4 separate regions of the Homo sapiens genome follow, and regions 1, 2 and 4 are each linked to region 3. Evidence: chromatin contacts called from ENCODE Hi-C or POLR2A ChIA-PET data. All regions are on one chromosome and are shown on one strand. Each heading gives the region's core, a stretch centred on a gene start or an enhancer-like site at or near the end of the contact. The rest is flanking DNA. Distances are from core to core; before and after follow the strand shown.

Region 1 (6,289 bases), core at 3,790-6,289, 2.4 Mb before region 3:
TCTCTCTCCATGCCTCCTCCCACGTGCTTCCCTCCTCCCGGAAGCCCCTTCTCCGCCCTATTCCCAGCCGCCTCCCAGTTAGCCCCCAACACCCTCCCGGCACCTCCTCCAGCTTCTTGGCGTTCCCCGTTACAAACACGATCTTCTTCCCCACCAATGAGGCCGCCATGGTGATCCCCGGTTACCCAGCTGAGCCACCGAAAACTCCTTGGCGTCCAGTGACAGAAAACTTCCGGCTGGTGGCGGAAGTGAACGGCTCAGTTTCCGGCCAGGGGTCCCGGGGAAAGCCGACCCGGACCCCAAGGCGCGTATCGGGCGAGTGGGCTCGCGGTGGCGGCCTAGCCCACAGCGTCCGATTTGCTGGGGGCCTCCCGAGCCTGGAGACTGAGTGACCCACCCCTCCTGCCTAAGGGACGCTATCTTCAAGAACCGGAAGAGACCACTCCCACCCCCACCCCGCCCCTGCTTTCGCTCTTCTCTGCAATGGGGTCTCCGAAAGGAGAAGACTGCAGCCCTGTGACCCTGGAGGTTTGCGCTCTCCTATGCTGTCTCAAAAAACTGCCTCCTTCTAGGCAAGGGCTTCCAAACCCTCATCCTGATCTCACCTTCAGCCTTACCCGCCAGCTATGATCCACTCGACTGTGAACTTAAACTCGGCATAGCCTAAAACAAGCCCAAACTTCTCACCCGTTTTCACTCCTAGGCTTGAGAGCTCAGTATGTAGAGTTCCTCACTTCCTCATCCCTCCAGCCTCTCAAATCTATCACCCCTTCTCCGTGGCCACCGTTTCAGCCAGATCTTTGCATTCCAAACACAACAGAAAGTAGGAAGTGCCCTCTCAAAGGTGGGTCTGCTGAACCTCTGCTGATACTCTCTTTGCAGCAAGTCATCTGACCTCCCTCCTCCAGAGACTCAGCCCTCTGCCCCCCGCCTGGACCCCTGTGTCAGTACCTCTTGAATGGCCACTTCTGCCCATGGACAAGAAAGGGAGGGAGTCTGAGTTCTTACCAAGCTCCTCAGGCCATTCTGATGCTCATCAAAGTGTGGGAAAGCCCGGTGGCTCACGCCTGTAATCCCAGCACTTTGGGAGGCTGAGGCGAGTGGATCACCCGAGGTCAGGAGTTTGAAACCAGCCTGACCAACATGGAGAAACCCCATCTCTACCAAAAAGTACAAAATTAGCTGGGCATGGTGGTGCATGCCTGTAATCCCAGTTCAGAGAATTCAGGATTCAGGAGAATCGCCTGAATTCGGGAGGTGGGGGTTGCAGTGAGCGGAGATCGTGCCATCGGACTCCAGCCTGGGCAACAAGAGCAAAACTGCGTCTGAAAAAGAAAAAAAATGTGTGGGAACCACTGCTTTGGGTGGTGACCTGTTTTCTTTTATTGAAGTAGAAACACTAACCATTATGCAGAGTCCCTAGAGGAGTGGCCATGGGGATTTGGGGGCAGAGGAGGGCTTGGGGGACATCAGTTACCCCGAGGAGCCTGAAAAGAAGAAAAACAGCCCACCTTACATGGATGCCTTTCTTGGATCTTAGCCAGCTCAAGCCCCAGCTCAGGAAAACCTTCCCTGAGCTCCCTTTCATCTGCTTGCATAGCACTGACCTCTGCACTGCAAATAGATATTCATTTGTGTGATTCTGTTTTCTCTTCTAAAAATCCTAATGGTAAAAACCATATCTGTTTTTGCTCACCTCTCTTTTTCTTTTTTTTTTTTTTTTTTGAGACGGAGTCTTGCTCTAGTCACCTGGCCTGGAGTGCAATGGCATGATCTTGGCTCACTGCAACCTCTGTCTCCTGGGTTGAAGCGATTCTCCTGCCTCAGCCTCCTGAGTAGCTGGGACTACAAGCACCCCCCACGACGCCCAGCTAATTTCTGCATTTTTAGTAGAGACGGGGTTTCACCATGTTGGCCAGGCTGGTCTCGAACTCCTGACGTCGTGATATGCCCACCTCGGCCTCCCTAAGTGCTGGGATTACAGGCATCAGCCACTGTGTTTTGTTGTTGTTGTTGTTGTTGTTTTGAGATGGAGTCTTGCTCTTGTCGCCCAGGCTTGAGTGCAGTGGCACGATCTCGGCTCACTTCAACCTCCGACTCCCGGGTTCAAGGGATTCTCCTGCCTCAGCCTCCTGAGTAGCTGGGATTACAGACATGCACCACCACACCCAGTGAATTTTTGTACTTTTAGTAGAGGTGGGGTTTCACCATATTGACCAGGCTGGTCTCAAACTCCTGACCTCAGGAGATCCCTCCACCTCAGCCTCCCAAAGTGCTGAGATTACAGGCTTGAGCCACGGTGCCCAGCCTCACCTCTCATTCTTAAATCCCAGCTCCTGGTACATAGTAGGTGTTCTGTAATGTAAGATAACTAGCTTGGGCACAGTGGATCACTTGATCCCAGGAGTTCAAGACAAGCCTAGACAACATGGTGAAACCCAGTCTCTACAAAAAATACAAAAAATTAGTTGGGCTTGGGGGCACACACCTGTAGTCACAGCTGTTTAGGAGGCTGAGGTGGGAGGATCACCTGAGCCTGGGAAGTCGAGGCTGCAGTGAGCCAAGAGTGCCACTGTACTCTAGCCTGGGTGATGTGAGTGAGACCCTGTCTCAAAAAACCAACAAACAAAAAGATCACAACTGACATCTATAATTACAAGTCCATAGATAACTTTCTTTTTCATTCTTTTATTTATTTATTTTTTTTGAGATGGAGTCTTGCTCTGTTGCCCAGGCTGAAGTACAGTGGTGTGGTCCCGGCTCACTGCAACCTCTGCATATTGGGTTCGAGCAGTTCTCCCACCTCAGCCTCCTGAGTAGCTGGGACTCCAGGCATGCACCACCATGCCTGGTTAATTTTTGTATCTTTCTTCTTCTTTTTTTTTTTTTTTTGAGACAGTCTCACTCTGTCGCCCAGGCTGGAGTGCAGTGGCGCGATCTCAGCTCACTGCAAGCTCCGCCTCCCGGGTCCCCACCATTCTCCTGCCTCAGCCTCCCAAGTAGCTGGGACTACAGGCGCCCACCACCACGCCTGGCTAATTTTTTTGTATTTTTAGTAGAGACGGGGTTTCACCGTGTTAGCCAGGATGGTTTTGATCTCCTGACCTCGTGATCCGCCTGCCTCAGCCTCCCGAAGTGCTGGGATTATGGGCATGAGCCACCACACCCGGCTAATTTTGTATTTTTAGTAGAGATGGGGTTTCTCCATGTTGGTCAGGCTGGTCTCAAATTCCCGACCTCAGGTGATCCACCCACCTCGACCTCCCAAAGTGTTGGTTGGGATTGTAGGCGTGAGCCACGGTGCCCAGCTTTTTTTTTTTTTTTTTTTTTTTTGAGACTGAGTCTCACTCTGTTGCCCAGGCTGGAGTGCAATAGTGTGATCTCGGCTCACTGCAACCTCTGCCTCCCGGCTTCGAGAGATTCTCCTGCCTCAGCCTCCCAAGTAGCTGGGATTACAGGCACCCACCACCACGCCAAGCTAATTTTGTATTTTTAGTAGAGACAGGGTTTCACTGTGTTTGTCAGGCTGGTCTCAAACTCCTGAGTTCAGGTGATCCACCCACCTCAGCCTCCCAAAGTGCTGGGATTACAGGTGTGAGCCACCTCGCCCAGCCCATATTTTTTCTTTTTCTTTTTCTTTCTTTCTTTCTTTTTTTTTTTTTTTTGAGACAGAGTCTTGCTCTGTCGCTCAGGCTGGTGTGCAGTGGTGCAATCTTGGCTCACTGCAACGTCCGCCCCCTGGGTTCAAGTGATTCTCCTGCCTCAGCCTCCCGAGTAGCTGGGATTACAGGCATGTGCCACCACGCCCCACTCATTGTTTGTATTTTTAGTAGAGACAGGATTTCATCACGTCAGCTAGGCTGGTTTTGAACACTTGACCTGAAGTGATCCGCCCACCTCGGCCTCCCAAAGTGCTAGGATTACAGGGGAGAGCCACCTCATCTGGCCCGTATTTTTTCAAATCCCTTTCTCACCATTGTTCATTGGTCCTGAATTTATTTTTATTTATTTTTATTTTCTGAGACAGGGTCTCACTCTATCACCCAGGCTGGAGTGCACTGGCATGATCATGGCTCACTGCAGCCTCGACCTCCCTGGGCTCAGGTGATCTTCCCACCTCATCTTCCCAAGTACCTGGAATCACAGGTGCATGCCACCACACCTGGCTAATTTTTGTATTTTGTAGAGACAGGGTTTCATCATGTTGCCCAGGCTGGTCTTGAACTCCTAGGCTCACCTCTACCTAGACTTCCCAAAGTATTGGGTTAACAGACGAGCCTCTGTGCCTGGCTCCTGAAATAAATCTTTACTTCTGTTATCATGTATACAAAAAGCTTAATAAATTCCAGTACTGCCCTCCCCTCCCCTCCCCTTCCCCTCAAAAGAAAGAAAGAAAGAAAGAAATTCAGTGTCACAGATACAGCAAAACCCCAACCCGCTTCCCTCCTCCTAGAGGTAATCGCTATCCTGAAGTTGGTGTGCATCAGTCCCAAGCCTCTTTTCGTACTTTTTCCACGGTTGTTTCCATAAACACTATGTGGGATTGTTTAGTGATTTTTAAAACATATATAGTCCGGGCGCGGTGGCTCACGCCTGTAATCCCAGCACTTTGGGAGGCCAAGGTGGGTGGATCACAAGGTCAGGAGTTCGAGACCAGCCTGGCCAACACGGTGAAACCCCCATCTCTACTAAAAATACAAAAATTAGCCGGGCGTGGTGGCGGGCGCCTGTAATCCCAGCTACTCGGGAGTCTGAGGCAGGAGAATCGCTTGAACCTGGGAGGTGGAGGTTGCAGTGAGCCGAGATCGCACCACCGCACTCCAGCCTGTGCGACAGAGACTCCGTCTCAAAAAAAAAAAACATACATAGATGTTTTCTACTGGACATACCGTCTGCTATAATTTCCTCTTAACATTGTGGGTTTCTTTACACCCCCCAAACTCATTTTAATGTCTGACATTAAAGCCTCTCTGTGATGTGCCGCTGGGCGGGGCTCCGAGTAGTGGGCGGAGTCTAGATTGGGAAATAGGGGCGGGGCCTATGAGATCCCGGCCTCAGGGTGGACGCAGTGGTTCTGCACTGAGGCCCTCGTCATGGTGGCGCCTGTGTGGTACTTGGTAGCGGCGGCTCTGCTAGTCGGCTTTATCCTCTTCCTGACTCGCAGCCGGGGCCGGGCGGCATCAGGTAGGAGATGCCGCTGCACCAGGGTTGGTGGTACCGGGTTTTCTGGCCTTCTGAGCCTTTGTGGACCGTCGCGCCGCGGCTCCTGCGCGTGCGCACCTGGGCGGGCGGGACGCATGCGCGTCCGTGCGCTAGTCGTGTGCCGGGTGGGGCTTCCGCAGTGCCCTACCTGGAATCGGTGGCCGCGCCGCTACCCCTTTCTCTCGACTCCAAGCCAGAGTCTGGCCTCATCCCTCTCTTCACCCCCGGGAACTCCATACCTCCAAAGGCCTGAGGCCCTGGCCGGCGCACACTCCCATCCGTCACCGTCGGGGCCCTTTCCCTCTGCACCTGTTAGGGAGGCCGCAGGGGTTTTCCATTCCTCCCAGCCTGGCTCCAGAGCAGGTGCCAGGAAGGGGGCATCTGAATATTTTCTGCCTGTCCCCCACGAGCTGGAGAAGCGCGAGGCGGCTCCAGGAAATTCCTGAAGCTCTCTCCCTTCCCGCCAAGGAGAGGGCCCACTCTCCCTCCCCAATCCGCTCCCCGATCAGAAGGCCATGTCATTGGCCAGGGCACAGAACAGATACACCCATCCTCCCTCTTTCCCCCCATTTCTGGTCAGCGGGCGGGTTTGTATATGTGTTTTCCTGCTCCCTGGGCCCACAAGCTACCTCTGAGCACCTGCGCGCTCCCAGGAGCGGAAGGGACACGCTGAGGGAAGGCGGAGATCCAGCAGGTCTTCCCGGGGGAGGCTCGGCCACCGCCGGGAAGTGTACTCTCTGGCTGGGGAGCCAGATAAAACCACAGGTGGTGTTAGGCGAGAAATCAGTGGATTCCTGCAGGGGGTACTCGATGAGAGCTGGGGACATCAGGATAGGGGCCTCCTGACAGGCCAGCTGGAAAGGTGGAGCCGGGAGGGGAGAGGAGTATTCACACAGGCCCGAGGGAAGGGCTGAGCCCCCGCCTGGGACCAAGCTGTGGGCCTGGTGGAAAAGGCCTTGCCAGTCAGACTGAGAAGTCGGGGCCTTGTGCTGTGGGCAGCAGGCCGCTAAGCAGAGGAGGTGAGGCTTCCGGGCTGCCGCTCCTCCTGCCATGGGCCGGGCTGGGCTTATAGGCAGCATTGTCATTT
Region 2 (6,757 bases), core at 655-3,154, 2.0 Mb before region 3:
CGGTATCAGCCAGGTCACTTTGAGCAGGCAGAGGTGAAAAGAGACTGAAGGGCTTTTAGTCTTTCAGAGACAGTTTTTTGGAGGCCAGTGGGATATGGGACCTACCAGTTCCCACCTGCTGACTGCTTATGGGGGCTGGGTGGGATGGACATGGGGAAGCCGGGAATCAGAAATACTAAAAGTCCTGGGCATGTACTCCAAGCAGGCCTTCAAAACACGAAAAAATCTCTTGGGAAGTGGATACCGGGAAATAAACAGAGCCTAGGCATAAGAGAGAAGAGATTGGAAAGAATCTACAAGACAACTTGGAGGATTCTCCCACCACGGGAGATAGAAAGGTGGGCAAGACACAGCTCCTGCCCGCAAGAAGCTTCTCAAATGAGAAGAACTTTAAAAGAAAAAGTGGAGCTTGGCAGGTAAAGGTGGGGAAGAAAGAGGATCACATAAAACAAAAACATCCCAACATGTGAGGGGGCAGTCAAGCAGCTCTGAATACTAGCCAGCAAGCGGGATGAGGGGAAGGAGAATTGGAGGATCCGATTAGGCTAAAAGTAAAGGAGTAAATTGAGGCAAGATTGTCAAGGGCTTTGTATGACCTGATAAGGCATTTTAGGCTTCATTCATCCCATGGGAAAAAGAAAAGCGAGGGAGTTTTTAAGTAAACAAGTGACAGCATCAGATCTGTTTCTGAAAGGAGTGGCCAGGCAGGAAGATGTTCGCCCTTTCCTAGTCAGTCCTCCTCTCGCCCACCATCTTCTGTTTCTCAGGCTGCCTGCACAGCTAGCAGGTGGCAAACGAAGCCATCTCCAGGGTGATGTGGACTGGTTCTAGAGCCGGAATCCCTCTCCTGAGCAAAGGCTTCTGATGGCGTTCACCCTGCAGAGGGTGGATTTGCACATTCTTCTTTTCCTGTCTTACAAATATCATCAGTGATCTCAAAAATAAAAACGAAACCCTCAAGACAGGACTCTGCTCTGCTATTTTTTTTTTTTAATCTTCAGGAGATATAATTAGTAACTAATTTTTTCAAAAAAAATTTTTTATTTACCGAAAGTAAAAAGGGAGGGGACCTGCGTTCTCAATTGGCCTATTCTGAATTCTGGGCAGCTCTCAGCCCTTATTTCCCTTCTTAAACAGCCTCAACAGTTGGGAGAGGGCGGCAAGGAGAGGGGCCTGGGAGACGGGCCGGGGGACCGAGGGAGGTGGACTTGAAGGGAAAGAAAAGTTGGTCACTGCAAAAGCAAATTTTCTCATGCCAAGAGTTTTCCTCTTTCCTCCCATTAAATGGACCTGAGCAAATTCTGTTCTCGCCGTTCTAAGTTTCTTCTCTGAGAATCAACTCTGGCAGTGCCCTGGCCTGGTCCCAGAAGGACGCATGCAAAGTTCCTGGGCAGTCGCGAGGGGTCGGCACTCGGGCCGGCACGTTTCCGGGGACCCCCTCCCCGCGACGGACCCGCAAGGATGCACAATCAACCTGCAGGCGCCCGCAGGCTTCTACCCGGAAAAGATGGCTTAGGGCTTCGGGCTCCGGGCTCTGGGCTGTGGCCCGGGACCCCTCCCACCGCCCCCGGGAGCCGCTCCCCCTTCCGGAGCCCACCCGGGCGCAGCGGCCGCGAACACTCACAGAGTCGGGCGTTGGGCGGGACCGCTGGGGACGAGGACAGCGGCTCCGCCTCGGCTCCGCGGCGGCGTTTCGGGCCGCCACTAGCCCTCAGGGCCGCCGCCCGGCCCGCGGCTCCGAGCCCCGCGGCGGCGGCGGCGGCCTCGCCTCCATGGCGAGGGGAAGCGGCTGAGGGGCGACTGGGCGGGCGACAGTGATGGCGGCAGCGGCCGGGGTCCGAGCGCGATCGCGCGCGCGCGCGTCTCTGTCAGCGCCGCACTCGCCGCAGCCTCGCTCCCGACCCGGCCTTGGCTGTAAGACGCGTGTTCATTGGCTGTTCAGAGACAGGCGCTGGTTGGCCGACAGCGAACGGGCGTCTCCGGCCCGCGCGGGCCCCGCCCTTGCGCTCCGCTGGGCGCTCACTTGCCGGCTGGGGCGCCGAACCCGGTCGCACGTTCTCCTGGTAGCTCCAGAGGGGTTCGCCCCGGGGCTGCCCAGTCCTTCGGGAAGCTGGACCCCGGAAGGACCGGCTGCGAGTGCACCAGTGCCTTCAGCCATTCTACAGTCACAGGCCTCATGACTTGGGCCTTCTTCCCAGTTTACAGATCAGGAAACCGAGGCCAGGCACAAACTACACCAATGTCTAGCCACCAGGGCGGCCTGCAACTCGAGAGCCATCTTCCTAACCCTCTCCAAACGTGATACTGTGGGTCTTTTTTTTCCCTCCCCTAATTGCTGCAAAGAACGACGGATCTCACTGGGGAGGGAGAGGAACCTGCCAAGTCCCTAGAACGGATCTGGCTCCGTGGGTGTCGTCTTATATCAAGTCAGCCCACGCCGTCCCCACCCGAGCTCCAGGGTAATCTCCCCCGCTTTCCAGATGCGCATGCTGGGGCCCCGCTCGCCACCGAGCTGAGTAGAAGCACAACACATGGTGCTCTGCGATGGAGGTGCCTTTTGCGATACGCCTGGCGGGGGAGGGGAGGCTCAAAACGCAGAGAGGAGCCAGAGTGCGCCCTCCCCCGGCCGGGGTTGGGGCGCGTACCCCCTTCCCGGCGCTCCCGGCACGGCGTCTGGTGCGTGACACCCGCGAAGCAATCGCTCAGTCCATCCAGCGGCAGCAGGTTCCTACACGGATCCCCGCGGGTGCTGCAGGACCTGAGCGTCTGCGGCTGAAAGCCGATTACGCAGTCGAGATAGGTGGTGGCAAATGCGACATTTCGCCGGGTTGTGATCCCCAGTAGGGACCCCTGGACATTCCGAGACCCGCGCAGGGCGAGCGGCTGGGCGTCTGCAGGCAAAAGACAGATTGCACAGTAGCGCACAAACCGAGCTTGCGGGTAGGGGACGCTTTATCCCAGACCCAGAGTCTGCGGTTCCCGGGGTAGGTGGCGGCGAGTCTCTCCTCCAGACCGGGCAACCCCTGAGTCCCCCTCACGCACCCCAGGCCGGAAGGAGTCCCACATTCGGGGCGCCCCCGGGGAAGGGTTGTGACCGGCGGCAACTCTTCATGGCAGGAAACACTGCGGCGCAAAAGGGGCTCCCAGCAGCCCCCACCATCTCCAGTCCTACCATCTCCGGTCCCCACCACCGCCTTCTGTTGGGGCGCCAGTTAGGGACTCTGTGCCCCACTCCTCCGTATTGTGGGCTCACATCAGCAGCCCCTACCATCTCCAGTCCTACCATCTCCGGTCCCCACCACCGCCTTCTGTTGGGGCGCCAGTTAGGGACTCTGTGCCCCACTCCTCCGTATTGTGGAATAAGTTAGTCCATGCTAACCAGAGCCAGGGCCTGGGAATATGGGTGGGGCGGGCCTCAGGCCGTCCCCTCCCCAGCAGGGAAGTCTCTCCTTGAGTGGGAGTTGTGACTCTCTCTCCCTCTCAGCAGGGCCAGCCTAGAGGTGAGGGTGAAATGGCCGAACCCGACACCTCTGACCAATAGACACTCCAGCCCAAAGGCCCAGAGTCCACACGCCTACTCTCCTAACGCTCAGACCCCAGTGAGGGTGGATCCTTCCCCACGCCCAACATTCACATATCCCCTTAAGTCCAAACTCAATCTATCCCGCAACACCGAATGGAAAAGTGAAAAGCAGGAAGTCAAAGTGTGAAAACCCCTAACAAGTAATGACTGCAAACGCAGGAGGTACCTCAGTAGCTGGGATAGCAGCCCTATGCTCTAGAACCAAACCCCACCAGCTTACTTTTGCCTTATATCTAATTTACACTATTATTTCTTAATATGTTTCTTTTTGTTGATTAGTTTTTTTTTACTTTTTATTTGTATTACCCTAGAAGGGGTTGACATGCTACTTATATTTTTAATATAACTGAAATAGTGATTGCAGTAAGTGTTCATCTTTGAGATTATCTGAAGGACCCCTTTTGGATATGACCACACTTGGAAAAATTGTTGTTGGGCGTGGTAGTCAAAGAGCCCGGGGTTTCCAGCCCCACCATGTGCTGGGTGACCTGAGCCTCCCTCTGCAACTCTTCCTGGAACTTCCCAGGGCTGTATTGAGAATTAGGCATGTTCAGCTTGGCAAGTAACCCATTCTCAGGAAATGAAAGTTCTTTCTCTCCCCATGAGACAGCTGCACTATGGTCAAAGCATTTGTGGGGTGTGCACAGGGGTGACAGAACTACAGACCAAGGAGAACTACAGACCCTGGAGACCCTGGGAAGGAGGGTTCAGCTCAGCAACCACACAGATGCTGTTTCCATTGGAAGAAGACAGAGCCCCCTCCTCAGCTGCCTGCCTGTAGAGACCTGCCCAGCCCTCCATCCTACTTGGCTCCCAGAGTGTCCTGAGCTCCCTCGCCCATCATCATCACAGAGTAAAGGGTTATCCTGGAAGAGAAGAGAACTGAGGAAGGGAAAGGAGGCAGTTTCCTGTGCCCAAGCCTACCCAAATGGGGGACTGCAGAGCCCTCCTACTCCTAGTCCTGCATTAGTCCCAACCCACAGGAGCACATACCTACAGGTAGGCATTTCGCAGCCACCCCACAGGTGCCCCAACAGTCACAGGGTTTATGAGCAAAGGAGAGGATCAGGAGAGCTGGAGGATGGGGGGAAAGGACTCCTGTTTCTTTAGGCAAGTCATTTCCCCTCTCGGGGCCTCCTTTCCCCTTCTAGTAAATGGAACAATGAGTCATTCTCGCAACAAATACTTATTGAGTGCAGACCATGTGCTGGACACAGCAGGGAATAAGACAGAAGAGGACAGAAGAGGCCTCTGCTCTCAGGAGCTTACATTCTGGATAGGAACACAGACAATAAACAAAAGAACAAGAAAATTTCCTAAATGCTGAAATGAAAATAAAGCAAGGCAATAAGATAGAAAGGTGAAGTAAATGAGAGCCAAGTCCCTTTGCAGGCCACACTGTTCAAACCCGAGTTTTTTTTTTCTTTTTTTTGAGACGGAGTTTTTGCTCTTGTTGCCCAGGCTTGAGTGCAATGGCACGATCTCGGCTCACTGCAACCTCTGCCTCCCGGGTTCAAGCGATTCTCCTGCCTCAGCCTCCCGAGTAGCTGGGATTACAGGCATGCGCCACCACGCCTGGCTAATTTTGTATTTTTAGTAGAGACAGGGTTTCACCATGTTGGCCAGGCTGGTCTTGAACTCCTGACCTCAGGCGATCTGCCTGCCTCAGCCTCCCAAAATGCTGGGATTACAGGGGTGAACCACTGCGCCTGGCCAACCCCAAGAGTCTTTCACTGGAACTTTGTATCTAAGAGACTGGACATACAGCCCCTTACCCTGAGAAGGTGAGTTGTAGGAGCCTTTGCTCGATATATATATATATATTTTTAAGACAGAGTTTCACTCATTGCCCAGGCTGGAGTGCAATGGCGCCATTTCAGCTCACTGCAACCTCCACCTCCTGGGTTCAAGCAATCAAGCGATTCTCCTGCCTCAGCCTCCCAAGTAGCTGGGATTACAGGACCCGCCACCACCCCCAGCTAATTTTTTTGTATTTTTACTAGAGACAGGGTTTCACCATGTTGGCCAGGCTGGTCTCAAACTCCTGACCCCAGGTGATCCACCCACCTAAGCCTCCCAAAGTGCTGGAATTACAGGCATGAGCCACTGCGCCCAGCCTTTGCCCTGATTCTCCCTGCACTGGCTACCACTGATACAAGAAGAAATGTTCCCAGATTCTTTGCCTCCAGCTACACAGTCCTAGTTCCTAGCCCCAATCCTAGCGTCATACATTGGACGAAACTTGGCCCTGCCCACCCATGTAGGCATAGGCCTGCTGTACAAACTGCTCAGGGCAGAAGGCATCTCACACTAATTTCAATTGAGTAAGCAAGGATTTGAAAAAAGAAAATCCCAGTTCTGGTTTTTAAATGTCACAATTCATAGGCTTATACATCTGTCAAAACTTAGAAAATTACATTTAAGATCTGTGGATTGCAATGTATGTAGATTTTGCCTGAAAAGAAAAAAAAAATTGCAAACCAAAAATGAACTCTAGTTATTGAAATGCATACTGAAGTATTTAGGGGGAGGTGTACTGATGTCTGCAACTTACTTTGAAATATATGAAAAATACGATGGATTGACATAGAGGAATGGATAGATGAACAGATGTGTGATATAGTAAGATGCTAATGGTAGAATCCAGTGGTAGTTACACAAATGTTCACTGTAAAATTATTTCTACCTGGCTGTATGTTTGAAAGTTTTTATAATAAACTGTGGAGGTGGGGGGCAAATCAGTGATTAACTTTACAAAAAAGTATACAAAACTGCCTTTTTAAAGCAACTCTCCCCATAGACAATTCCAATGCTTCTCTACATGCACACACACCTTTTATAAAGTTGAAATCACTGTTGATATACATTTGTCATCAGTTAAAAGTTATTTCTCACATATTTCTAAAACTTCATATGTACAGTGTTTGTTTACATAGCCTATGAGTAAATATACTGTATGTTACTTTGGAGATGTGGGTTTTGTATTGTGTACATTCTAAAAGCACTGGTCAAGCCTCCCTTTCCAGAGAGGAAAACTGGGTTGTTTGATAGCAATCCTTTTTCATTGAGAACTCGAAAAGCTGGGAAAACATTTTTTAAAGGCATCAAAGAGCTACCAGGGCAGTGAGGAATTGTGGGGCCAAGACTGGGGACAAAAAAAAAAAAAAAAAAAAA
Region 3 (6,280 bases), core at 803-3,302:
TCCAGAGCCACACCAGGCCCTGAGCTATTTCTGGAGGCCTCCCAGACGCTGGTGCCCTGGCCTGCCCAGGAGTCAGCCTTGCTCAGGGTGGCCTTGCACTAACATTAGGAAGGGAGAAGGGAGTAGGCTGTGGAATGGGTGTGGATGTGGACATCTAGGCCCACTGATACCAAGTTGATCTTCTAGGCCTAGGTCTGCACTTGAGGTTGCAAAATGGGGATGAAGGATTTTGCAGTGAGGACAGAATGGAAGATAACACATGCAAGGTCTTGGGGAAGGGCCTGGCACGCAGGATTAGAAAGGGGAGGGGGAGGCAGATCCACAGCCAAGCCCACTTCCTATCCTAGACTGCCCTCTGCCCAGGCCTGAGTGCACCATCATGACTTCTTAGCTCAGCCCAGAGACTGAAGAAACTTACTCAATGTCACAGAGCAACTCAGGGACAGGGCAGTGGTTTCATGATTTATAAATATGCATATATATACACATATATACATATATACACACATACATATATATACATATATGTGTGTGTGTATATATGTGTGTGTGTATATATATATATAGAGAGAGAGAGAGAGAGAGAGAGAGAGAGAGAGAGATGGGAGGACTGCACTTCATGAAGGCTGTGTGAGTTAACCTCCTGCCTGCAGAACACACAAATGGTCCATGAACGTTAGTTTCAGTCTTGATTACTGAGGTTTTGGGCATCCCTAAATTTTGCACTGGCTCAATTGCCTCAGCCCCTGCCTTGCATCACAGTGGGAGAAGATGATACATTTGCTAATAAGTAAAAAAACCAAAACATGCAAGAACCAGAGCAGGGCTTATGAAGTCAATAAATAATATTTGTTGAAAGAATAAAAGAAAGCCTTGTTTTCTTTCTGAGTCCTCGGAGATCCTGTCCCCCAAAGCCAGGGGCAGGCTCCAGAGGAGAGAGGATATGTAACTCCCTTATGAAGAGATTGAAGACTCTCAAAATGCATGATTCTGTGTGTCAAGGATTCTAAGATTGAAGCCAGAGGGACTAGGAGCTAACCACTGCATTGTCTGACTGTGACTTCGAAAAGGGGCTTAACTTCTTAGAACCTCCGTTTCCCCACCTACAAAAGGAGACTGACAATAGCAACCTAGGGGGCAGGGGGTGTCCCCAGGAGACACAGCAGGGTCTGGCCTAGGTCAGCTGCTCCACCTGGGGGGATTCCGGCCCCACTCCCAATTCCAAAGTCTCTGGTGACTAGTGGCTTTGGTTTAGGGACTGGCTCTATTCCCTTCCCCAAACTGGGGATGATTCCCAAGAGGCCAGCAGCGGCTCTGGGGGCTGGAGAATCTGCTGCCCCTGCATCCAGCCCAGAAATGTCAGTCCCGTCCGATCCCCAAAGAGTGGTCCTCTGTCCCCGTAGACAGAAAGGCGCCAAATGAGCCGAGTCCAACCCCGGACTGCGGAGAAGGAAAGACAGACGCCCAAAGGGGGTATCCCGAGGACAGTGTGGGGCGCGGGGATATGTGATCCAGCCAGGGGTCTACAGGTCCCTGCCGATAAAACGCTGGGAAAATGACTACCAGTTGCCCGTCTGGGCCTCTCAAGGCAAGTCCAGATGTGACTAGACTAGGGGGCTGCGAGGTGGGGCAGAAAGACTTGAACTGGATTCTCCGCCAGAGCTCGCCGGGCCGGGACACTTGCCTCTCTGAGCCTCAGAGTCCTCATCTGTGAAATGACACGCAGGTACGACGCGGGGAGAAAGCAGACAGCAGACGCTCGGGGAACGGGGCCCCCAGACCCGGGGTCGCACCCGGACCCACCCGCGCCCTCACCTGGAGCCCGCGCTAGGCGTGTCCCGGCTCCTCTCGCGCAGGCTTTGGAGAGGCTGACAGCTCGGACCCGGGCCGGTAGTGGCCGCTCCCAACGACGCCCAGGAGGCCCCAGCCCCGCGTGGGCACCTTTGGGGTCCCCTTTGGAGCTGCCCTCCGCGGTCGAGCTGAGCGGGTGGCCCTCACTGTCGAAGGCCCCCACCGCAGGGAAAGTCCCTGGGGCGCCGTGGAAGGGGAAGTGAGCACGCCGCCCCCCTTCACACCAGAATGGTTCGCCCCGGACTTCCTGATTGGTTCCTCGCTTCCGTTCGAACGGCGCGCCGCCAGGGTTGCCAGGCGACCGCTTAGCTTCCCCCGCCCGAAGGAGAGGCGCTGCTCAGCAGCTCCGCCCGCTCCTCCCAGCCGGCCCCACCTTCTTCCTGCCGCCGCTTCAGCCCCGGCGCCTGGTTCTTTCCCTTCCTCCTCCTCCCTCCCGCGGCCAGCTGGGACTTCCTCTAGGACCCCAGCTGGAAGAGCTCCAGTTAGAGGGCCCTGGCTGGTTCCTAGTCCTGACTTTGACGCTAACTCCCTATGTGACCCGGTGCAAGCCCCTTCCTTTCTCTGTTCTCCTAACTGCATGATGATGAGTGAGTTAATTTTAAAATGTGCATACCCAGCAGTCCCGAAATTTACAAAGGAAATGACCAAAGATATGAGCAAAGATTAATATTGCTCAGCCTTATTCATCATAGCAAAATAATGGAAACAACTTCAATGCCTCTTGAAAGGGATTGGTTATATAATTCCATCCTGTGGAGGAGCTAACTTAATTGAGCTTTTTGCATGCCGGGTAGCTTTACAGAACAAGTCTTGTCAAGGCTTATGACATAACCCTCTAAAAGTACTTTTAATTATTAACACTTTATTTATTTCTTTATCTTTTTCTTTTCTTTTTTTTTTTTTTTTTTTGAGATGGAGTCTCACTCTGTCGCCCAGGCTGGAGTGCAGTGGCAGGATCTCAGCTCACAGCAGCCTCAATCTCCTGGGGTCAAGCAATCTTCCCACCTCAGCCTCCCAAGTAGCTGGGACTACAGGTGTGCACCACCACACCCGGTATTTTCTGTATTTTTTGTAGGGATGGGGTTTTGCCATGTTGCCCAGACTGATCTTAAACTCCTGAGCTCTAGCAATTCTACCAACTCAGCCTCCCAAAGTACTAGGATTACAGGCATGAGCCACGCCACCTAGCCTAATTTTTCCCACTTTCTGATGAGGAATATTATGCAGCCATTAAAAGTGAAGTAGCTACCAGGAGCAGTGGCTCACACCTGTAATCCCAGCACTTTGGGAGGCTGAGGCGACCAGATCACCTGAAGTCAGGAGTTCAAGACCAGCCTGGCCAACGTGGTGAAACCTCGTCTCTACTAAAAATACAAAAATTAGCCAGGCGTGGTGCCACATGCCTGTAATCCCAGCTACTCAGGAGGCTGAGGCAGGAGAATAGATTGAACCTGGGATGTGGGGGATGCAGTAAGCTGAGATCATGCCACTGCACCCCAACCTGGGCAAGAGATCATCTCAAAAAGATAAAAATAAAAGTGAAGTAGCTAGAAGATATTTAAAGATAGGGGGAAATGCTAAGTATTAAACATTGGTTTATTTATGTTTTTTAGAGACAGGGTCTAGCTCTGTTGCCCAGGGTGGAGTGCAGTGGTGCAATCATAGCTCACTGTAACCTAGGTTGAAGCAATCCTCACACCTCAGCCTCCAGAGTAACTAAGACTACAGGCCCGCATCACCATGTCAAGCTACGGGTCTCGCTATGTTGCCCCAGGCCAGTCTAGAACTCCTGGCCTCAAGTGATCCTCCTGCTTTGGCCTCCTGAATTTCTAGGATTACAGGCATAAGCCAATGCACCCCTCCCAAATTTTTTTGAAGTACAGTATGCTTCAAAACACTATGTACAGCATAAATATGTATTAAATACATATGTATATGTGTATAATCATCTATAATCACAGCAGTTAATTTCTTCTTTGTGTTTTTGTGAATTTTCCAAATTTCCAATACTTGAACATGTCAAAAAAGTATATTTTTAGGGGGATTAGAATGAATTAACTCTAAGGGCCTTTAAGGTGAGGAAATTTTATAGCAGTCAGTCTGAATTGCTCAATTTGGAACCAGCTTCTCTGTTTCATTCCAGCTGGTGTCTTTTATTCTTTGTTTGGATTGCCAATAATTGAGAACTTACTGCGTAAACCCCTGGGTGGGCAGGGGAGGGAGCTAATAATATATCAATAGCTAATAATGATTGTACACTCTGGCATGGACACCAACCAAATCAGAGCCAACCACTGTCATAAACAGGGAGTCTGCTGTATCCGTGAGGACCAGCTAAATATCAATCCTGGCCCTGTGCCCTCTGCTACATTGTGTTAGGGCTTTATACACATCATCTCATTGGACTTCATGACTATCTAAGGCGAGAGATCCTGCTATTATTCCCATTATATAGATGAGAAAACTAAGGTCGGTCTGGATCCAGAATGAATTCTCTGATCCACTCTGTTACATTCCCTTGTAAACATGTGAGAACTGTTTGGGAGTAACAGTGAGGTAAGGCAAGGGGGATCCTGTGATCCTATAAGACACAAGAGAAGATTGAGCAGGTAGCTTCAGCCTAGGGAGACTTCTTTTTTTTTTTTTTTTTTTTTTTTTGAGACAGAGTTTCACTCTTATCGCCCAGGCTGGAATGCAATGGCACGATCTCAGCTCCCTGCAACCTCTGCCTCCCAAGTTCAAGTGATTTTCCTGTCTTAGCCTCCTGAGTAGCTGGGATTACAGGTGCCCGCCACCATACCCGCTAATTTTTTGTATTTTTAGTAGAGACAGGGTTTCAGTATGTTGGTCAGGCTGGTCTTGAACTCCTGACCTCAGGCGATCCACCCACCTCGGCCTCCCAAAGTGCTGGGATTACAGGCGTGAGCCACCACGTCCAGCCCTAGGGAGACCTCTTTAAGAAAAAATTACAGATATGAAATTAAGTAATAAAGTGAAGATTTGGTTAGAAAGAGACAAGAAACCACAATAAGGTGGCTCATGCCTGTAATCCCACCACTTTGGGAGGTCGAGGTGGAAGGAGTGCCTGAGCCCAGGGGCTTCAGACCAGCCTGGGCAACAAAGCGAGATCCCCAGCTCTACAAAAAAATTTTAAAAAGAAATTAGCTGGCCAGGCATGGTGGCTCATACCTGTAATCCTAGCACTTTGGGAGGCCGAGGCTGGTGGATCACCTGAGCTCAGGAGTTTGAGACCAATCTAGACAACATGGCAGAACCTCATCTCTACTAAAAATACAAAAAATTAGCTGGACGTGGTAGTGGGCACCTGTAATCCCAGCTACTTGGGAGGCTCAGCCAGGAGAATCACTTGAATCTGGGAGGCAGAGGTTGCAGTGAGTCAAGATTGTGCCACTGCACTCCAAGCTGGACGACAGTGAGACTCCGTCTCAAAAAAAAAAAAAAAAAAGGAAAAAAGAAATTAGTCAGGCATGGTGGCACGTGCCTATAGTCCCAGCTACTCAGGAGGCTGAGAGGGAGGATTGCTTGAGACCAGGAGGTTGAGGCTGCAGTAAGCCATGATTTCACCACTGCATTCCAGCCTAGATGACAGAGCAAGACCTTGTCTCCAAAAAAAAAAAAAAAAAAAAGAGAAATTGCACAAACGTTACAAAACGCAGAAAAATAACATTCTTTTTATTAGCTGCCTGTCTCAAACACATCTGTAATACTTTCCATAAACTAGCTGCTGGCTCCGTGTATACATTCAAACCTCTCCTTCACAGTCTTGTGGAACTGAGTGCTGTAGGACCATTCATATATCTTGAGATATAACCTCTGATCCTGAATCTTGATGCCACGACAAGTTGAGTCAGCTCAGTATGCTCGGTATGGATATATTCCTGGAAGCCATTTCAATACCAGGTCAGTTAGTAATAATTTTTCACAAAAGTGACTGGAAACAATATAAATATATCCCACTAAACCCAAAGTAAATGTTAAGGTCCTTTTAGCAAGATGCCCAAACTGCTCACACCAACCCCAACATCATCTGATGCAAAGGGAAGTTGGAATGAAAGGAGATAGTGGTTTTAACAGAATGAGGTTAAGATGCCTTACATTGGTAAATTTTACAGAAGCACATGGCCATGTGAACACATCACTAGGGTGCTTCCCAGACCTCAACTTCCCTGTTATTAACCAGGAATGACAACAATGGTGTTGACCAAATTCTTCTCTGAGATATGTAACTTTAATCAGGGTTGGGAGATATTTGAGATACCTGGATAAAGGCCCTGCTCACTGACCCTTGCGTCTTCAAGTTTGCCTCTGCCATGCACAGCCGAGAGCTTAAAATTAGACAAAACAAAAACCGAGAGGCCCATTCCTAGATTGAGAAAGTGAGGCAGAGGGCAGAAGGAACTTGTCAGGA
Region 4 (7,324 bases), core at 3,935-6,434, 2.6 Mb before region 3:
CCAACAAAATCACAAAAATATCTTAATTGTTCAGTTCAAATATTATAAACGCTGACATAAGAATAATTTCAGGACAGTTGCTTCAAAGGCAATGGAAAAGACATCATATGCTGTTTGAGCAGCATTACACAGAATATGAGCAGGACAGTCAATAGCTTCCATAGCATCAGTCAAGCTTTACTTTAGTTTTGAATAAACATAGTGCGAGCATCTACCAATATTTTATTTGTATTTTTCCATCAAAAACTGTACAGTTTTTAATAACTCCTAATTCATTAGGAGAATCTCTGCAACAATTTGTTCATTTCTGAAATCTCATCTGGAAGGGATTTTACACAAAATAGCCCCATAAGCAAGCCTTTTTCACAAGGAAACTGTTGCACAGGCAAAGGAAAAGCTTTTCTTCACTGTGATTACTCACATCCATGGTTATGCTATAAAACAGCAAGGCATTTACAGCTTTGATAATCACTGCAACAGTAGTAAGTGGAGTCGTTACATCTCAAATTATTGCAGTAGATTTTGTCCTGGCATTTGAAAATTTGCTTGAAATATTGGCATTAGAAAATACTACTGGTAGCGGTATGTTCAAAGAGTGACTTGAGCTGAATGATGACAACAGACAGTATGGGAGGCCATTACAACTTTGCTGTGATTATCTTCTCAATCTGAATTTATCTTTAAAATTTGTCATTTTATCCATTCCTTTGGTACAAAAATCACACATCTTTTATGCTTAGCCGTTAGTATGTGCTGATGTATATCTGTCTTTCCACCATTTTCAATATTGAATAAATACTTGCATACCACATAAAGAGCTGCAAATGGATTTTCTCTCCTTTAATAAATGTACACTCTTCAGAAAATTTGTCATAAAATTCACTCTTGCAATTTGGCATTTGTGGATTCACATATACACAAATAAAGAAATAGATAACACAATCGATTTTCAACAAGGGTACCAAGACAATTCAATGGGGAAAAAAATAGTCTGTTCAACAAATGGTGCTGAGACAAGTGAATAGCCACATGGAAAAGAATCAAGTTGGATCCCTGCCTCACATCATATAGAAAAATTAATTTGGAATTAATCAAAGATCTAAAATGTAAGAGCCAAAATTATTAAACTCTTAGAAGAAAATGTAAGAGGTACGTCTTCATGACTTTGGATTAGGCAATAGTTTCCTAGTTATGACACATAGAGCACAAGCAACAAAAGAAAAAAATTGATAAACTGGATATCATTAAAATTTTAAAGTTTTGTGTTTCAAACAACAATATCAAGAATGTGAAAAGACAACCCACAGAATGGGATAAAATTTTTGCAAATTGTATTTCTGATAAGGTACTTATATCTAGACTATATAAAGAGCTACCACAACATAATAAAAGGACAAGTAACCAAGTAAAAATGGTCAAAAAATTCGAGCAGACATTCCTCCAAAGAAGAGGTATAGGCCAGGCACGGCGGCTCATGCCTGTAATCCCAGCACTTTGTGAGGCTGAGGTGGGCAGATCACCTGAGGTCGGGAGTTTGAGATCAGCCTGACCAACATGGAGAAACCCCGTCTCTACTAAAAATACAAAATTAGCTGGGCGCGGTGGCGCATGCCTGTAATCCCAGCTACTCGGGAGGCTGAGGCAGGAGAATCGCTTGAACCCGGGAGGCAGAGGTTGCGTTGAGCTGAGATCATGCCATTGCACTCCAGCCTGGGCAACAAGAGTGAAACTCCGTCTCAAAAAAAAAAAAAAAAAAAAAAAAAGGAGGAGGTCCAAATGGCTAATAAGCACATGAAGAGATGCTTGACATCATTAGCTATCAGGAAATATAAGCCAAAACCACAATGAGATACCACTTCATACCCTCTAAAATGGCTATAGTGAAAAAGATAATGAGTATTAGGGAAGATATGGAAAAATTAGAACCCACATATGATGCTGGTGAGAATATAAATGGTGCAGCCACTTTGGAAAACCGTTTGGCAGTTCCTCAAAAGGTTAAACGTAGAGTTACCATGTGATCCAGAAACCCACTCCTAGATCGCCAAGGAAACAAACTGTGTGTCCACAAAAAAACTTGTACACAAATGTTAATAATAGCATTAGCTACAAAACATAGCAAAACAGTGGAAACAATCTGACTGTTCATTAACAGATAAATGGATAAGCAAGATGTGGTATATCCATTCAATGTAATAATATTCAACCATGAAAAGGAACAAAATTCTGATACATGCTGCAACATGGATGAACCTTATAAACATTATGCTAAATGGAAGAAGCCAGTCATGAAAAACCATATATTGAATGATGCTGATAACATGAAATGTCCAGAATAGGCAAATTAAAAGGTTAGTGGTTGCCTAGGGCTGGGGTGGTTGGGAAGAAATGGAGGAATGACTGCTAATAGGTACAGGATTTTCCTGTTGGAGTGATAAAAATGTTCTAAAATTGATTGTGGTGGTGGTTGCACAAATCTGTGCCTATACTCATTGATTTTTTTTTTTTTTTTTGAGACAGGGTCTCACTCAGTCCCCCATGCTGGAGTGCAGTGGCCTGATCTTAACTCACTGCATCCTAGACCTCCCAGGCTCAAGCGATCCTCCCATCTCAGTCTCCTGAATAGCTGCGACTACAGACACATGCCACTATGCCTGGCCAATTTGTGTGTGTGTGCATATATGAAATATATTTGTATACATAAATTATAATATAAATATATATTTTTATAAATAAACTATATATATATAGAGAGAGAGAGACAGAGAGATGAGGTTTTGCCACGTTGCCCAGGCTGGTCTCAAACTCTTGGGCTCAAGAAATCCACTTGTCTTAGTCTCCCAAATTGCTGGGACTGCAGGCGTGCACCACCACGTGTAGCCCCGTTGAATTGTTTTTAGAGCTGATTTTCAGAGCTTTTGCACCGATGGGAAGTTATCTCTAAATAATGGTGGTTACTTGTTCATGACTCTGGACTTGAGCTAAAAAATTGATCACTGCAAGCATAGAAAGAATTGAAAGAGTTGTATTTGATAAATCTCATGACGGTGTCATAGCGTCTGTCATAAGTCCAAACTCATACCAAATAGTAACTGGGAATTGAATCTTGAGCTGTGAACTTTGAACTCGGACAAAACAATAAATTGAACTCAATATCTGATGCAAAAAAAAAGTGAATTTCTTCTCTGCTTGCAAGGGAGAGCGGTACTTGTAAGGTACAGCCTCTCTGAACAAAGCCAGAGCTGATCTTATAAAAGGTTTTGAAGGCCGGGCGCGGCTCACGCCTGTAATACCAGCACTTTGGGAGGCCAAGGCTGGCGATTCACTTGAGGCCAGGAGTTCAAGACCAGCCTGGCCAACATGGCGAAACTCTGTCTCTACTAAAAATACAAAAAATTAGCCAGGCTTGGTGGCACAGGCCTGTAATCCCAGCTACTTGGGAAGCTGAGGCACAAGAATCGCTTGAACCAGGAGGCAGAGGTTGCAGTGATCTGAGATCACGCCACTGCACTCCAGCCTGAGCAACAGAGTGCGACTCTGTCTCCAAAAAAAAAGGAGAAAAAGAAAAAAAAGGCCGGGCGCGATGGCTCAGGCCTGTAATCCCAGCACTTTGGGAGGCCAAGGCAGGCGGATCAACTGAGGTCAGGAGTTTGAGACCAGTCTGGCCAACATGGCAAAACCCGTCTCTACTAAAAATACAAAAATGAGCCAGGCGTGGTGGCGGGAGCCTGTAATCCCAGCTACTCGGTAGGCTGAGGTAGGAGAATCGCTTGAACCGGGAGGCAGAGGTTGCAGTGAGCCGAGATCGCGCCACTGCACTCCAGCCTGGGCGACAGAATGAGACTCAGTCTGGGAAAGAAAAAAAAATGGTTTTGGAAATATTCGCCTTCAGGGATTGGCTGTCTTTCCGAATCAGAAGTGGAGTGCGGCAGCTGAGTACCCACTGACTTTCGGAAGCCTGGTCGCTGGTGTCAGGCACTTGTTGATTGGCTATTGTCGGAGGCTTAGAGCGGTCACTGATTGGCTGACTTTCAGAAGCGTGGGGTTGTCATTGATTTACTAAGAAGCATAGTTACCGGAGTGAGGCTATCGCTGATTGGCTGATTTTCAGAGCTGCTGCACCGACGAGAAGTTATCTCTAAATAATGGTGGTTATTTGTTCACGACTCCGGACTTGAGCTAAAAAAGTATTTTCCTTTCTTGAATATGAAAGACGAGCACTTTAAATTCCTACTCCCTTCTGGTCTTCCCTCAGCCAAACCTGAAGGAGACACCATAGGGATTGTCCAAATCTTCATTAGTGTAGGAAGGATTTTCAGCCAGTGTTGTAATTTAAGTGATCTAGCACCAATTACTGTGGGAGAAAAATAGCTCTAATTATTGCAATTTAGTGTAAAAAGATGAATACAGGACATTTAAGGCATTCCGACGAGGTCAACGAAGGACGCAGGCCAATAATCATTAAATACGTCCTGTATATACAGGACTCCTGGCAACTATCAGTGCAGTATTTCCCAAGTTTCTTGTACATGTCCCTGCAGAAACCGGTAGAGCTAGGATCTTAACAGTAAAGGTTAGGGGTCTTCTGGGATCCTGTGCGCCTCTAACGCTCATGCCCTGCGCAGGGCTGGGTGCGCACTGCTGCGCTAACCCGAGGCCGGCTAGGAATCTATTGGATGTTTGAAGGGTGGGTGCGGAATTGATGACCAGGAAGCGGGAAGACACCGTTCCGGAGAACAGGGAAGCGAGCCGGGTACTGGGGAGGTGCGCTGGGTACTGGGGAGGTGCGCTGGATCCTGACGCCGGAGCGGAAGACTTCGCTGGAGGCCGGGGCTGGTCGGGCGGGGCGGGGCGGGCAGAGGCGGAGGGGCGGGGCCGGGCTGGGAGAGGCTCCGCCCCCGGGCGCGTCCGTGTGCGTGGCCGGGGGGCGCCGCGCAGAGCCCCGCTCTATGATGCCGGGCTTGAGGACGAGGCCGGGCGGCGCTGTGGCAACCCTCACCCTGCGGACACGCGCTCCCAACATCCGGTCCGGCGGCCTCGCAGCTTAAGAAGTGGGGTCCCTGTGGCCGTGCGCCGACCCCCAACTCCAGCCGCTCCCAACGCCCCCATCCGCTCTCGGTGCGCGCGCCCCCTCCACGCCCCCGCCCCCGCCCCCGCCGGGCCCGCGCGCCGCGCCCCCTCCCACCCGGCACGCCCTGCCGCCCCGCCCGGCCGCAGCTAGCGTGGAGCCGCCCTGCGGGCAACTGAGACCCTCGCAGCTGCACCGTCCTCCTCCGCCGCCAGTCGTCCGCCGCCATGGACGTGTACCCCCCGCGCCGGCAGGGGCTGCCCCGCGCTCGGTCCCCTGGCGGCTCCAGCCGCGGGTCACCCTCCGTCAGGTACGCGGGGCAGAGGCAGCCGAGGGGCGGCCGGGCGGGGGATGCGGGCTGTCGGGGTCCGGCGACGCCTCCCGCCGCAGGGCGTGGTCCGACATGGCTTCCTCGGGACGGTTCTTTGCTGAACGGCTCAGGGAGGAATTTTTCCCAGGAACGGCGCCCTCTGTAGAGGCCCCACAATGGCTCCCCTTTGGACAACCCCGCAACGGTTTCCCCACAATGGCTCCCCCACAGACAACCCTGCAACGGTTTCCCCACAATGGCTTCCCTAGGGACAGCGATTCCCTGTGAAGACACTGTTATGACGTCCTCACCCCCATAGAACGTTTCTCCCAGGAAGGATTCTTCTACACAGAACCCCACAGAGGCTTCCCTATGAATAACTCACTCGCCTTCCCCAGGGAATGTTTCCCTCAGAAACTGCTACTCTACAGACCTCACACCTCCACACACACAATAGCTCCCTCGTGTAGAACCCCCAAATGGATTACCTAGAAAGCCCCCTCCCGTGGGTCTCTAGAGCCTTTGCCCTTGACAACGGCTTCCTTAAAGAGTGTCCCCCGCCCCCTACGTACATAATGACAGCATCTCCCCTGTCGCGCGTTTCCCCAGCTCCCCCTGCCTCAGCCTGCATCGCGACGCCCCCTCACTCCACAATAGGGAGCTCGGGTTGGGAGGAAGTAGAGGTATTAGGGACGCAGGAGGAAAAACTGGATAAATAGGGGAAAGAGGCCTAGAACCTCCGAAAGCGGCGGACGCCAGGCCCCTTACCGTAGAGACACAGTCCCAAGCTACCTCAGTATGGGGAGGGGGTGATCGTGGGGAGCGTTCCCCGCCCCCTTTAGATATAGGAAGATCCGTTTCCGATTTCTGTGCCCTATGCGTTTGGTGCTGATCTTGTTGGTCTGGGCATTGTTTGTGATGGAGCTGGTGTGGGGCGCCGGCGCAGTGTGGAGGTTGGAATGATGGAGGGGTTGCAGCAGAGACCTTTGAGAAGGAGAGGGAGAGGGGGAATGCGAGCGATGAGCTTTGGTACTGCTAAACTGTCATTAAAACAGGAGAGGGTTTTGTTGTTGTTTGCTTTTTCTTATTCTAGCCACATAGCAAAGCAAATATATTGTTCCCTTGAAAGGAGGTTGCCAATCTACATGTTAAAACAGTTTTCTTATATTCTTGTTATGGTACTTAAGGCATATGTTTTAACTTTGCTTGCTGATCTGATTTTTGGGGTTGTTTGTTTGCTTTAACTAGACCAAATTATTGGAGAACAAGAAACTGATTCTTAGAAACCTGTTTCTTTTTTACTTCCCTGCATTCCTTTCCACAACCCAGAATCCAGTATATGTTTGTTGAACAAATAAAGGATAGAGAAGGTGGGGGGTAGATACCAATGAAACATTGCATTTAGGAGTCCTAAATTGCTTCGAATCTGTCAGGTGACATTTTTGAACTCCTGCTCTGCCCTTCAGTGTAATTCCTTGTGGGCTTTACAGTTCCAAGTTTAACTGCTTATAGTAACGCATCTCCAATCCTTTGCAACATTTCTGCCAGTTTCACTGTCTGAAGCAGAAAGTATTTGAACTTGTATAGACATTGCATAGGATACTTTAGAACAGCCATCCGTTAAATCTAGGCTCTGTGTGGACTTGAGGTTTATCCCAGATCATCTTGAGCTTAGGAATTTGGATTTGAGTCTGTTGAGATCTTTAGGGGGAAAAAAATCATCTCTACCTTAGAATCTGTCTCTTAAATGCTGCCTTTCTTGTTTTTAGTAGCATGGCCATGTGCTTTTTATTTATTCTTTTAAAGGTAGTGATTCTATGTTCAAAGAAGTATGCTGGCTCACTTTACTGATCATACCCGAACTCCAAATCTTCTATCAAGTGGTTTGAATAAAATTTGATTTCAGACAAGGAATAGTGCAAGGAACCCCAAGGCCTAGCTGCCCC

The links. A loop is a pair of places that touch in the nucleus more often than their neighbours do. ChIA-PET counts read pairs that join two places held with the same protein, here RNA polymerase II (POLR2A). Pooled maps may share reads with other maps.
Region 1: a pooled map shows a loop between it and region 3 (7-fold over the local background). The contact joins the promoter of DDRGK1 here to the promoter of FAM110A in region 3. A Hi-C loop is called at or near these places in 1 of 168 maps with a recorded cell type or tissue (naive thymus-derived CD4-positive, alpha-beta T cell) and 5 of 50 pooled maps. POLR2A ChIA-PET finds 5 or more read pairs at or near these places in 1 of 52 experiments (activated naive CD4-positive, alpha-beta T cell).
Region 2: a loop to region 3 is called in a pooled map, with 10 times the contacts of the local background. The contact joins the promoter of PTPRA here to the promoter of FAM110A in region 3. A Hi-C loop is called at or near these places in 1 of 168 maps with a recorded cell type or tissue (CD4-positive, alpha-beta T cell) and 4 of 50 pooled maps.
Region 4: a pooled map shows a loop between it and region 3 (5-fold over the local background). The contact joins the promoter of DNAAF9 here to the promoter of FAM110A in region 3. A Hi-C loop is called at or near these places in 1 of 168 maps with a recorded cell type or tissue (naive thymus-derived CD4-positive, alpha-beta T cell) and 5 of 50 pooled maps. POLR2A ChIA-PET finds 5 or more read pairs at or near these places in 1 of 52 experiments (PC-3).

The regions. Positions count from the first base shown.
Region 1 is chr20:3,203,432-3,209,720 of GRCh38, reverse strand. DDRGK1 (DDRGK domain containing 1) reads left to right here and starts at 5,039. Exons shown (of 9, transcript NM_023935.3): 1 at 5,039-5,184. The coding sequence starts at 5,094. It overlaps ITPA (inosine triphosphatase), which reads right to left and starts at 223. Exons shown (of 8, transcript NM_033453.4): 1 at 104-223. The coding sequence starts at 169. RefSeq lists enhancers at 28-97, 1-628, 5,128-5,347.
Region 2 is chr20:2,868,628-2,875,384 of GRCh38, reverse strand. PTPRA (protein tyrosine phosphatase receptor type A) reads right to left here and starts at 1,904. Exons shown (of 24, transcript NM_001385305.1): 1 at 1,625-1,904. RefSeq lists silencers at 1,431-1,710, 1,721-1,770, 1,951-2,020, 2,641-2,780 and enhancers at 1,265-1,894, 1,895-2,526, 2,527-3,156, 3,157-3,788.
Region 3 is chr20:829,487-835,766 of GRCh38, reverse strand. It overlaps FAM110A (family with sequence similarity 110 member A), which reads right to left and starts at 2,052. Exons shown (of 2, transcript NM_001042353.3): 1 at 1,816-2,052. RefSeq lists an enhancer at 36-135, a silencer at 1,652-1,801 and a cis regulatory region at 6,271-6,280.
Region 4 is chr20:3,405,529-3,412,852 of GRCh38, reverse strand. It overlaps DNAAF9 (dynein axonemal assembly factor 9), which reads left to right and starts at 5,184. Exons shown (of 37, transcript NM_001009984.3): 1 at 5,184-5,378. The coding sequence starts at 5,296. RefSeq lists enhancers at 3,783-4,284, 4,661-4,860 and silencers at 4,851-5,100, 5,141-5,380, 5,441-5,520.